Regions from separate parts of the Mus musculus genome. Here region 1 is linked to region 2. The links are chromatin contacts, found by Hi-C or POLR2A ChIA-PET in ENCODE. All regions are on one chromosome and are shown on one strand. Each heading gives the region's core, a stretch centred on a gene start or an enhancer-like site at or near the end of the contact. The rest is flanking DNA. Distances are from core to core; before and after follow the strand shown.

Region 1 (5,487 bases), core at 1,799-4,298, 41 kb after region 2:
TCAGGGTACATGAATGGAGGAGCAACTGTGACTAATAGAGTTTTAGAGGTATTGAGCTGGGGTGACTGATGGAGGGCACAATGTGATGCTGTGGGAGATCTTTCAGGAGTCAGCTTTCTGTTACACCAAGGGAAAGTACTTCACAAGGGTCAGGGTTTTAATTACTGGTTCAAAGCCAAGTGCTAAAAGAGAGCAACTGCAGGCATGATTGCACGGGGCTCTGTGGATGAAATACGAGGACACACTGACACCCAAAGAAACAAAGGGGAAAGGAAGGTAGTGGGATTAACTGCCCTGAACAAATAAGAAAAGAACATTTCAGAACCAGCCAGGCCCTGGCAGCCTCCGGCTTGCACCTACACTGAAGCCTGGCACTTGGCAGGGTCAACCTCACTCACTACTGCCCTGGATGCTCCAATCCACTTCTGGCCCCAGGCACACCTTGTTATTGACCTGAAACCTTGAATGGGCTCACTAGCTCACACCATTCAAATGTCATTCATGCAAATAAGAGGCTCCCTCATCCCTATTATCAACTCTATCCCTTCCTCTGGTCCAGTGTCCATAGCTCTTATACTAATAGCCTTATTGAATGCTAGTCTCACTAAAGAAAAAGCTACCATGCGCAGGACTTTTCAGTCTGCTCATACCCAGACAGTCCAGGACAGGCTTGACACTTGGTGGGAGGGGAACAAATAACTCCTTGATGAATGAATAAGACAACAACAGCAAAAAGCACTAACACAATAATGACATCTTATTCTAGTACAGAAACTAGTGATCATTAAACTGAGGTGACTAGAGAGAGATGGGTAGTTAACAACACATATTACTCTGCACTGGACCCAAGTTTGGTTCCCAGAAACTCCATCAGGCAGCTCACATATAACTCTAACTCCAGCTCCAGGGTACTCAGAACTTTGATTCAGTGGGCACAACATTTAAGAGCATATATCCACACATATAATTAAAAATAATTGTATCTTTTTTTTTAACTCACAAATTTGATTAGCCCAGGTTTTTGGTCTTTTTGAGGTAGGGTTTCTCTATGTAGCTCTGGCTGTCCTGGAACTCCTCTGTGAACCAGGATGGCTTCAAACTCAGAGAACTGCCTACCCTGCCACTGCCCAGCTCAGGTTTCACCTCTTTTTTAAATGTATGTGAGCACACTGTAAGCTGTCTTCAGACACACTAGAAGAGGGCATCAGATCCCAGTACAGATGGTTCTGGGAATTGAACTCAGGATCTCTGAAAGAAGAGTTAGTGCTCAGAACTGCTGAGCCATCTCTCCAGTCCCATCCCTGGTTGGTTCTGTTGAGACAAGGTCTTCTATGTAGCCCTGACTCTTTGGCAACACTCACAGAGATCCATGTGCCTGTCTTCTGAGTGCCAGGATTAAAGGCATCTGCCACCCTACCCAGCTCTTTTTGATTATAATTTTTTAAAATTAATGGTATTATTTGTTGTGTATGATATGTATGAGTGCAGGCAAATTTGGAGATCAGAAGGCAATTTTTGAGAGTGTTCACCTTCCACTCAAACTCAAGTTATCAGGCTTGTGCTGCAAAAGCCTTTACCCACAAAGTCATCTAAGCAGACCTGCTTTCTTTGAGATATTCTTCCTGTGTAGCCGAGGCTAGCCTCTTGCCTCTCCCTTGAACATGTACATCACAGGTATGTGCAACTATGCCTGTAATCTCAGTACTTGGGTGGCCAGGAAGGATGACAGCTGGGAATTGAGACCAATTCTTTGCTACATCGTGTAAGACCACGACAACCCCCCCCAACACAAAAACAAACAAAAAACCCAAACTTCACACAGTGTGGTCTTTGCTAAATCACTTTACTTAGCTAAGCCTATACGGTTTCACTCTTGAAATAAGGAAGTTTATTGGTTCAGTGAGGATTAGAAGCTCTAACTATGCACAGTGTGGGAAACAAGAATTTTGATCCCCTCCTGAAGGCAATTTACTAGACTGTCTGCAGGTCAGAACATTAAACATCTGAATAGTCAAGGAAACAAAGATAGGAAAATGGCAAAAAAGAGGCGGAGGTGTGGAAGAGACACAGTTGCCATGAGAAGAAACAAGTCTTACTGAGAAGCTGAATGACAGCTACCTCTTGAAATTCTGTGAAGCACCAAGACGTCACAAATCAAGTTGGAGGCGGAGTGGGGACTCTTTCAAAGATGGACCATTTCGTGGTGGGAGAAGAAGCCACCAACAGTGAGACTGACCTCCAGACCCCCGAGGTGCAAGTGACTCTAGAAGCTACTTTCTGCACTTCAGGTCCTCACAAGGCAACAACGTTCAACAAGAGGCTGAAGGCCTCACCTTCCCCAATATCCATGCCACAAGGATCTGGGACTCCAGACCTAGACACCTGACTGTCAGAAGTCCTGGACTTTCAGATTTCCTGCGACCTCGCTTTCACACGTCAGGGAGCTCGCATCTCTTCCTTAGGTAGGTGCTTCTAGGCTGACGCTCTGGGTCCTGTTCCCGCGGCCACCCGACTAGGAGGGTCCCCGATGCAAGCACCAAGTAGCTGAAGAGGGACAACTTTCCCGGTTCCCGGGTGAGAGGGCGTGGCGGAGCCGCGTCTGTCACCGCAGGTGAGGGCGAGGCCTTCGGAAGTCCCAAGCCCGACGAGGCGGAGAGGATCGAGTCCCCGGTACCCGCGGCCCGCCCGCCTGGCCCGCACACTCACCGCCTTCTCCAGGTGGCTGCGCGCCTGCTCGCTGTTCTTCGTGTGGTGGTAAAGCACCGAGCCGAGCTGCAGGTGCGTCCGGGCCTCGATCCGCTGAGGCGGCTTGAAGGGGAACACGGCCTGCAGGCAATGAACGCACAAGCGGATCTTGGGCGGGCTAGATGTTCGGAAGTGCTCGGCGAAACCCAGGAGAGCCAGATACCACGACTCGGCTGCCTCGGCCTGTGCGGCCTGTGCGGCGGCAGCCTGAGCTGCAGCCGCCGCCTGCGCCGCAGCCGCCGCCTGTGCCGCCATCTTGGCCCGCACAACAACAAGCCGCCTCCACAGAGAGGCGGAAGCACCTTGAGGGGCGGGGCCTGGCGACCCGCAATTCTCGCGAGAACTGCTACGCAAGGACTTCTGGGTCTTATGGTGTGTGTTCGAAGTGGCTCCGACTGAGGAAGACTCTGAGGAGAGGATGATACCTCTGCATCATCGTAACTGAGAGTAATACACGTTCGTGAACTGACGCCGGCGTTTCTGTGGAGAAGACGCCCGGTGTCCTAGAAGGGGGTTGGACGAGATTGTCGGAGAAGGACTACATTTACCATCAGACCAAGCGCACTATAACAGAGCCTCCCTCTTCTCAGGTGGCGCCGGAGCATTGTGGGATTGGATGAGTCTCAAGATGGACAACCGGGATGTTGCAGGTAACATCCCCCGACTTCCCTTCGCCGCCCGCCTGGGTTCTCGCGACTGCACGTCTCCTGTTCACCCTACTTTCTGTCACGGACCTGACACGCGGACTTCTCGCCTCAGCCCCAGGGAAACTTACAGTAACGTTGCGTGTGCCCTTCTCTGGTCTGCCGAGACCCCAGACTCGGGTTCGCCCCCCAACCCCCGCCCGTGGCTGAGGAGCGCTCCTGGTCTCCCTCAAAGGCCTGGGCGCCGGGTGGGAACCGCATGGGCTTTCCCAATAAACTGCTCTCGGGCCGGTGGCATCCACAGCGGACAGCCTGGGACATCCCTCCTGCCCCTCCGGTCCCCTTTGGCTTGGGTCCTGCCTTGTGGGAAATGTGCGTTTCCGAACTGCACTGGGTCAGCCAGGGCGGTTTCCCACGGTTACGGGTTTAGCTCTCCCTGTGCCCCTAGGATGAAATGCATTTGCCCATTCACCATATGCTTCCACACTTGCTGGGTGCCAAACGCTGTGCTAAGCTTGCGTGTCAGTGCACCTGGAAGCAAATTTTGCAAAGAACTAGTTCTCGTGACGTGAGGTTGGATGCTGCTAATATATTGAAGGTCAGGGAAGGCTTAACAGTTTTTAAAAATCCATTTGTCTTTATGTCTTTGTGTGTGAGTACCTGGAGCTGGAGTTATAGTAGGCCACCTGGATGTTTGCTTGGATTCTCTGGAAGAGTGACAAGCACTCTTAACCTCTGAGCCATCTCTCTGGCTCCATGAAAAGTCTTTCTTGAGTACAAGATGTTCCATATGAGTAGATGCTGTCTATAGGAAGGCAGAGGTTTCACCACAGAGGCTGGATAGGCCTCAGAGTGGACTAGGATTGTCTCCTTGGAGATTGTTATGAATGAAATGGAAATAATTAGGGGTGTCAACTCTGGTAGTGTCTAGGGAGTCAGTTTTGCTTTCAACATTTAGAATTTAAGGGCTGACGAGATGGTGGTAGTTAAAATGCTTGTTGCCCAAGAGTGAGGACCTGGCTCCCCATCTTCAGTACTCATGTAAAAAAGCCAGATGTACTGTTGTGTGCCTGAAAGCACAGGACTTCGGACTGGACACAGGTGGATTCCTGGGGTGTATTGGCAGCCACGCACTGAAACGGGCTTTAAGGTTTTGTGAGCTGCTCTGTACCAAAAAATTAGGCAGAGCGACAATAGGAATGCTTTTAATCCCAACTCCTGAGGGGTAGGTGGACATCTGAATTCAAGGTCAACCAGGGCTGTGCAAACTGAGACCCTGTCTTTTTTTTTTAAGTTGGTGAGTGATGGCCTATGTTTTTAGTCCTAGAACTTGGGACATTGGAAAGTGCAGGTTGGTCTCAGTGAGTTTGAGGCCAGCCTGGTCTACAGAGTGAGTGCCAGGTGTTGGAAGGTAAAGGTGGGTCTCTGAGTTTGAGGCCAGCTTGGTCTACAAAGTGAGTTCCAGGGCTATACAGAGAAACCCTGTCTTGAGAAAATAAAAAACAAACAAGGGGGAGAAAAAAGAAAGAGAAGATACCTGATGTCAACCTCTGGCTTGCACAGTGCCTATGCACATACATACAAATTTAGTGTTTAAACATAGCATAGTGGCACATGTTTGTGATCTGCACTGGAGAGTCAGAGGGAGGAGGCTTGTTTCAAGTGGAAGCCAGTCTGGTCTACATAGGAAGAAAATGGGCTGGTGAGATGGCTGAGCAGTTAAGAGTACTTGCTGTTCTTGCAGAGTACCTGATATCTAGCATCCACTTGTCAGCTCACAAGCATTTATAACTCCCAGGCAGTCACATGGTACACAGTCACCCACCCCCAAACCTTTTAAAAAATATATTTAGATAAATGTAGAATTTTTCCTGAGAACCCTTAGGATACAATTCTAGGGTTTGTTGTTGTTTTGTTTTGAGACAGGGTCTCAGTACATATCTGTGGTTGGACTTGAACTTACAGAGATCTGTCTCCTTCTGCCTCACCAACTCTGGGGTTAAAGACCCAACTACGCCCCCCCCCTTTTTTTTTAAATGATAGTAGACACTTTTTTTTTTAATCTTTGAGAACAGTAGTTCTCTCTTTCTCTCTTTTT
Region 2 (5,539 bases), core at 1,110-3,609:
GCCCCTCTGCTCAGGAGCTACCACATTCTCTTCATGTTGAACCAAAGGGCTGGCAGAACTGGAAACAAACCCATACCTGCCACTTCTTAAGAAGGCCAATAATCACCCTCATGGCGGAAGACATCAGAACCCACAAGGGAGGCTGAGGCAGGAGCATCTCAAGTTCTAGGCCATCCTGGGTTGCATAGAAAAACCAGAAATTTGCCCAAAGGCTTACACTAGAGATGTGAACTAAAGTGCCTTGCACTGGCCCACAGTAGGGAACAAAAGCTAGTTTAATTCCTGTCACTAACTGGGATATTTTGCTAGCACAAGAATCAACCTATTTAAGTGATCCCTTGGTACTTTACACATAACTTTTCTTGTTTTTCTTGAGAAGGGTTTTTACTGTGTAGCCCAGGTTGGCTTAGAGCTTACTATGTAGTTCAGGATGACCTAGCACACATAGTCCTCTTGGTAGGTGTATTCCATTACATCTAGCATAATTTATTGTTGAATCAACAATTATTGATGGGATTATAGGTCAGCATAGTATGTAATTTCCCATTGTATGCAGAAGAGAAAGGCAGTGCTGGGCCTTGGTGGCGCACGCCTTTAATCCCAGCATTTAGGAGGCAAAGGCAGGCAGATTTCTGAGTTCGATGCCAGCCTGGCCTATAGAGTGAGTTTCAGGAGAGCCAGTGCTACAAAGAGAAACCCTGTCTCGAAAAAAGAAAAAAAAAAAAAAAAAGGAAGGTAGGAAGGAAGAAAGAAAGAAAGAAAGAAAGAAAGAAAGAAGAAAGAAAGAAAGAAAGAAAGAAAGAAAGAAAGAAAGAAAGAAAGAAAGAAAGAAAGAAAGAAGGAAAGAAAGGAAGGAAGAAAGAAAGGCAGGTACACTCAGCTACTGTTATTGGTCTACATCAACTGCTCAACTGTAGTATTACATCTTAACTGACACTTGTATTATTTACATCTCAAATCCAAAAACAATTATAACACGTATTGCTCTTGCAGAGAACCAGATTTCATTCCCAGCGCTCACATGGTGACTCACAACCCTCTATAACTCCAGTTCCAGGAGATCTGGTGCATGTGGTGTGCTTACATACATTTATACACATAAAAAACTTTAAATCTCCAATCCAGCAACATGCTCAAAGGTGAGAAAGCACTATGGTCTCATGGAGAGCATGCTCACATTAGCAATCAAAAATTGGTGCTGGGACCTAGAGAAATGGTTCAGTGATTAAGAGCACTGACTGCTCTTCTGAAAGTCCTGAGTTCAAATTCCAGCAACCACATGGTAGCTCACAACCATCCGTAATGAGTTCTGACCCTCTTCTGGTGCATCTGAAGCCAGCTACAGTGTACTTACATATAATAATAAATCTTTTTTAAAAATTGATAAGCAGTGCATTAGCTAGTGTCCAGCTCAATATATGCCCCCCCCACACACACACACACAACTAAACTACTACTGTACTGGTAAAATAATCCAAATAAATAATCAAAACTTTTGAGACCTAGACAGGGAATGCAATTCAGTTGATAGTGATTGCCCAGTGTGCACAGTGTGCATTCCCGGCCCCACATAAACTAGGTGTGATGGTGCACACCTGTCAGCTCAGAATTTAGGAAATAGAGGCAAGACACTCAGAAATCTAAGGTCATCCTCATCTTCATAGTTCAAGAACAGCCTGGGCTAAGGAAAAAATAATAATCCTAACCCTTTTCTTTGTCTGAAGTGAACTCTCTTTGAAGAGAGACTCCAGGTAGATACTCTAGTGAAATTCCTGAACCTCAGAGCCAAGGGCAGCCTAGTTTTATAATAAAAACTGAAGCAAGAGCCATGTGACTGAAGGATGAGTTTCCTTTCCCTGGTGGAAGCTGATTGCATCTCTTCACCAAGGCGTGGCCCTTCCTGGGTCTGGGGAATCAACTTGACGAACAGGCTGAGTGACATTCACGCCCATATAGGGAAGTGGGAGCTGGCCCAGGCAGCCCCACAGGCGTTAGGAAGGCGGGGCCTCTGCCAGCCAGAGACCTGTGGCTGCTCTCCTGAGAAGTCCCCTCGCACAGAGGAAGCGTTCCACCAGCACTGAGAGTGACCGCTGAGTAATGCCACAGACAGATAGCAAAAAGGTTATAGCCTCCAGGGTCGAGGGCCCAGGTCTGTCCCGGCATAAAGGAGACTGCTGAAGGAAGGATCGTAAATTGAAGGCTAGTCTGAGCTACAGACCCTCTTTTGAGAAACAACACAAAAAACAGGTGCGGTAATAATCGCAGCACTTCAGAAGAGGATCACTGTGAGTCTGAGGATAGCCTGGCTTGCAGAGGAAGGGGAGGGGAAGAGAAAAGGGAAGTGGGCTCTGGAAAGACGGCTTAGTGGCACTTGCTGCTCTTGAGTGTGACCCAAATACCCACTTATGGCAGCTCACAGTCGCCTCTGTGTGCAGCTCCAAGGGATCCAACGCCCCCTTCTGTCCTCTAAGGTCACCTGCAAGGCACATGTGCACAGATAGACACGTTAATAAAAATTAAATATATCTTTATTTTTAAAGGAAAAAAAAAAGAGGAAACGAAGGGAGAACTGTGTGTACTGACCCACCACTGTCACAGCAGCATGTCACGTAAGGATTAAGTTTTTATTTTTGTTTTTTTTTTTTTTTCCGAGACAGGGTTTCTCTGTATAGCCCAAGCTGGAACTCACTTTGTAGACCAGGCTGGCCTCGAACTCAGAAATCTGCCTGCCTCTGCCTCCAGAGTGCTGGGATTAAGGGCGTGCACAACCACGCCTGGCTGGAGGATTAGGAATTTAAGGGTTATCTTTAGCTACATATGGAATTCCAGGAAAGCCTAGGCTACAAGGAAAGGGAGGGTGACAGAAGGAGGGAAGAAAAGAAAGAGGCAAGAAGGGAGGAAGGAAAGAGAAAAGGGAGTTAGGTTAAAGCTATACAGAGTCACTAAAGAGTCTCTAAATGGCTGAGTTGCTTTGCACAGAGCTAAATACCACACCCTGCATCCCTGCAGGCATCTTCATTCATTAGAGTTGACCCAGCTTGTGTGTTGTGTATCTCTAGAATCACTGACCTACTGAAAGCAGCATCCTTTTGAGGGTCTGTGGGCTTGGTCCTGGTTTCCCCAGGGAAGCAAATCATTGTTTTTAGAGGGAAAAAGATCAGGTGCAATGGCACCAACAGGCCGTCGTTCGCACCCCTGTGCTTCCCTAGAGAAAATCAAGCAGACATCTACAAGCTATGGTGGACCACACTGTGCCTTTATTGAGATGAGTTTCTAGAATATACAGAAGCAAAGCCAGACTAAGCCCAGGAGCCCTTTCAGCCAAGCATTTTGTAGACAGGGCCTTAATATATAGCTCAAGCTGCCTGATATTCCTGTCTGTCTCAGCCTCCTATGGGATCACAGGCCTGTGCCACCACACAAAGCTGCTGGCTGAGTTTTTTTAAAAGATTTAAATTTTTAAATATTTAAAATTTATTTATTTATTTATTTTTCCTTTTTTTTTTTTTCTGAGACAGAGTTTCTCTGTAGCCCTGGCTGTCCTGGAACTCACTCTGTAGTCCAGGCTGGCCTTGAACGCAGAAATTCACCTGCCTCTGCCTCCCAAGTGCTGGGATTAAAGGCGTGCCCCAGTACTGCCTGGCAATAGTTTATTTTTTGAAAAAGGGTTTTATGTAACCTAGGCTGGACTCAAACTCTCTATGTAGCCAAAGATGACCATCAAGTTCTGATCTTCCTGCTTTCACCTCCCAACTGCTGGGATGATAGTCATGTGCTACGGTACATGGAACCCAGGGATTTTGTGTCAGCTGATCTACAGCTGTGTTAGTCAGTGAACTACAGTGACTTCTCCACCACCAGGAAGAGCATTTCTTTCAATTTCGAGTTTCTGAAAGAGAAAGCATTCTTCCTAGACAGGAGCCGCATAAGAAGAAGGAAGGAAGTGAGCTTACTCACAGCCACCTGGAGCTTCAGTAAGGTTTGAACATAGCATTACCAACATAAACTGAAGCACAAGGCAGGTGCCTCTTTGCCTCCCTGAATGTGGGTGTGGTCCCACCTGGGATCTGTGATACCATCTCATGCCCTCCAGTTCCTCCTCCCTGCCCCCCCCACCCCCCATAGGTATTTGAGCCTAGCTCAGAGAGTGAGCTCGTGGGATCTACTCAGATTTCTGGTTTCTGAAGGACACTGCCTCCTGCTGGAATATCCCACCCCAACCACCCGCTCTGAGTCTGAAGTGAGCCTCCAATTTAGGTGCTGGAAATCAAAGCCTAACCTTTTGGCCTTATGGAAGAGTAGATTCTGCTCTTAACCAAGAGCCAGCCATCTCTCCAGCCAGAGAGAGAGAGGGAGAGGGGACAGGGGAGAGGGGAAAGAAAGAGGGAGAGAAAGAAGGAGAGAAAGAGGGAGAGAGACAGAGACAGAGACACACAGAAAGAGAAAGCTTGAAGCAAGGCTCATCTAAGCTGCAAAGGCCCAAAGGACAGGCCTAGCCCTGTCAGAAACTGATGGCTGCTCAACATCTCAAAGGTGCTGTGAGCCGGGCCTTTAATCCCAGCACTTGGGAGGCAGAGGCAGGCAGATTTCTGAGTTCGAGGCCAGCCTGGTCTACAAAGTGAGCTCCAGGACTGCCAGAGCTATACAGAGAAACCCTGTCTCGAAAAACCAAAAAAAAAAAAAAAAAAAAAAAGAGGACATGTGAGACCAACCAAAAAAGACCTGAGAGTACTCTGTCCTAAGGGCTTCCACATAATGTCCAAGATACTGGAAGAGAGCAAGCCCAGAGTTTCTCCTAGGGAAGTTTCTCATAAATTATTGCCAAAGGGTAAATTCACTTTAGTTTAGGATGGCCTTGAAGTCTCCAGACTCCTCTTCTCAAGTGCTAAGATCTCTGGTGCATGAGGACTAGGGTCTCCTTGAAGTCCAGATTAGTCTCAAACTTGTGTAGCTCAGAAGGACCTTGAACTTGTCAATGTCATTGTCTATATTGTTGTTTTAGGACAAAATCTCTCTGTGTAGCCCTCCCTGGCTGTTTTGGAACTCTGTAGGCCACTGGTCTTGAACTCAGTGACCACCTGTCTCCTGGGTGCAGGGATCAGAGGTGTTTACCACTCCCAGCTCACCTTGAACTCTTGGTCCTCTTGCCTCCCCCACCCCCCAAGTGCTGAGCCAGCTGCCATATCCAGTAATGCAAGGCTTTGTGGATCACTAAGCACTCCACCAATAGAACTGGAGTCACATCCCTGTTTGTTTATTTATTTGAAACAAGATCCTGTTTTGTAGCCCAGGGCAGCCTGGTGCCCTGGTGGGCTCTGCCTCCCAAATGGTAGGGTTTCCTCCCTTCCCTCTCCCCCTTTAACCTTTTACAGGGTCTTCCCATGTAACACAGCCATGATGGCCTAGAACTTGAGATCCTCTTGTCTAGGTCTCATGAGTGCTGGTCTAACAGGCCCCTGCTGTTAGATCCCTGCATGGATCAAAGATGTCACAAGATGTGGCTTCAATCCCACTCCTTTAATTGCCACACCCCTGTCTC

The links. A loop is a pair of places that touch in the nucleus more often than their neighbours do. ChIA-PET counts read pairs that join two places held with the same protein, here RNA polymerase II (POLR2A).
Region 1: POLR2A ChIA-PET joins it to region 2 with 15 read pairs in Patski. The contact joins the promoter of Mau2 here to the enhancer-like site in region 2. A Hi-C loop is called at or near these places in 2 of 37 maps with a recorded cell type or tissue (both heart). POLR2A ChIA-PET finds 5 or more read pairs at or near these places in 2 of 5 experiments (Patski and embryonic stem cell).

Annotation. Positions count from the first base shown.
Region 1 is chr8:70,039,686-70,045,172 of GRCm38, forward strand. It overlaps Mau2 (MAU2 sister chromatid cohesion factor), which reads right to left and starts at 3,049. Exons shown (of 19, transcript NM_001376946.1): 1 at 2,707-3,049. The coding sequence starts at 3,000. Sugp1 (SURP and G patch domain containing 1) reads left to right here and starts at 3,102. Exons shown (of 14, transcript NM_027481.3): 1 at 3,102-3,395. The coding sequence starts at 3,362.
Region 2 is chr8:69,999,397-70,004,935 of GRCm38, forward strand. No RefSeq gene overlaps it. Among named protein-coding and RNA genes, the nearest start is that of Gatad2a, 28 kb to the left of the region's middle. Within about 2 kb of position 2,360, at least 1 of the 3 ENCODE cell types and tissues checked has a DNase peak (open chromatin) inside an H3K27ac peak, as active enhancers do; it is heart, where a contact is called at or near this core.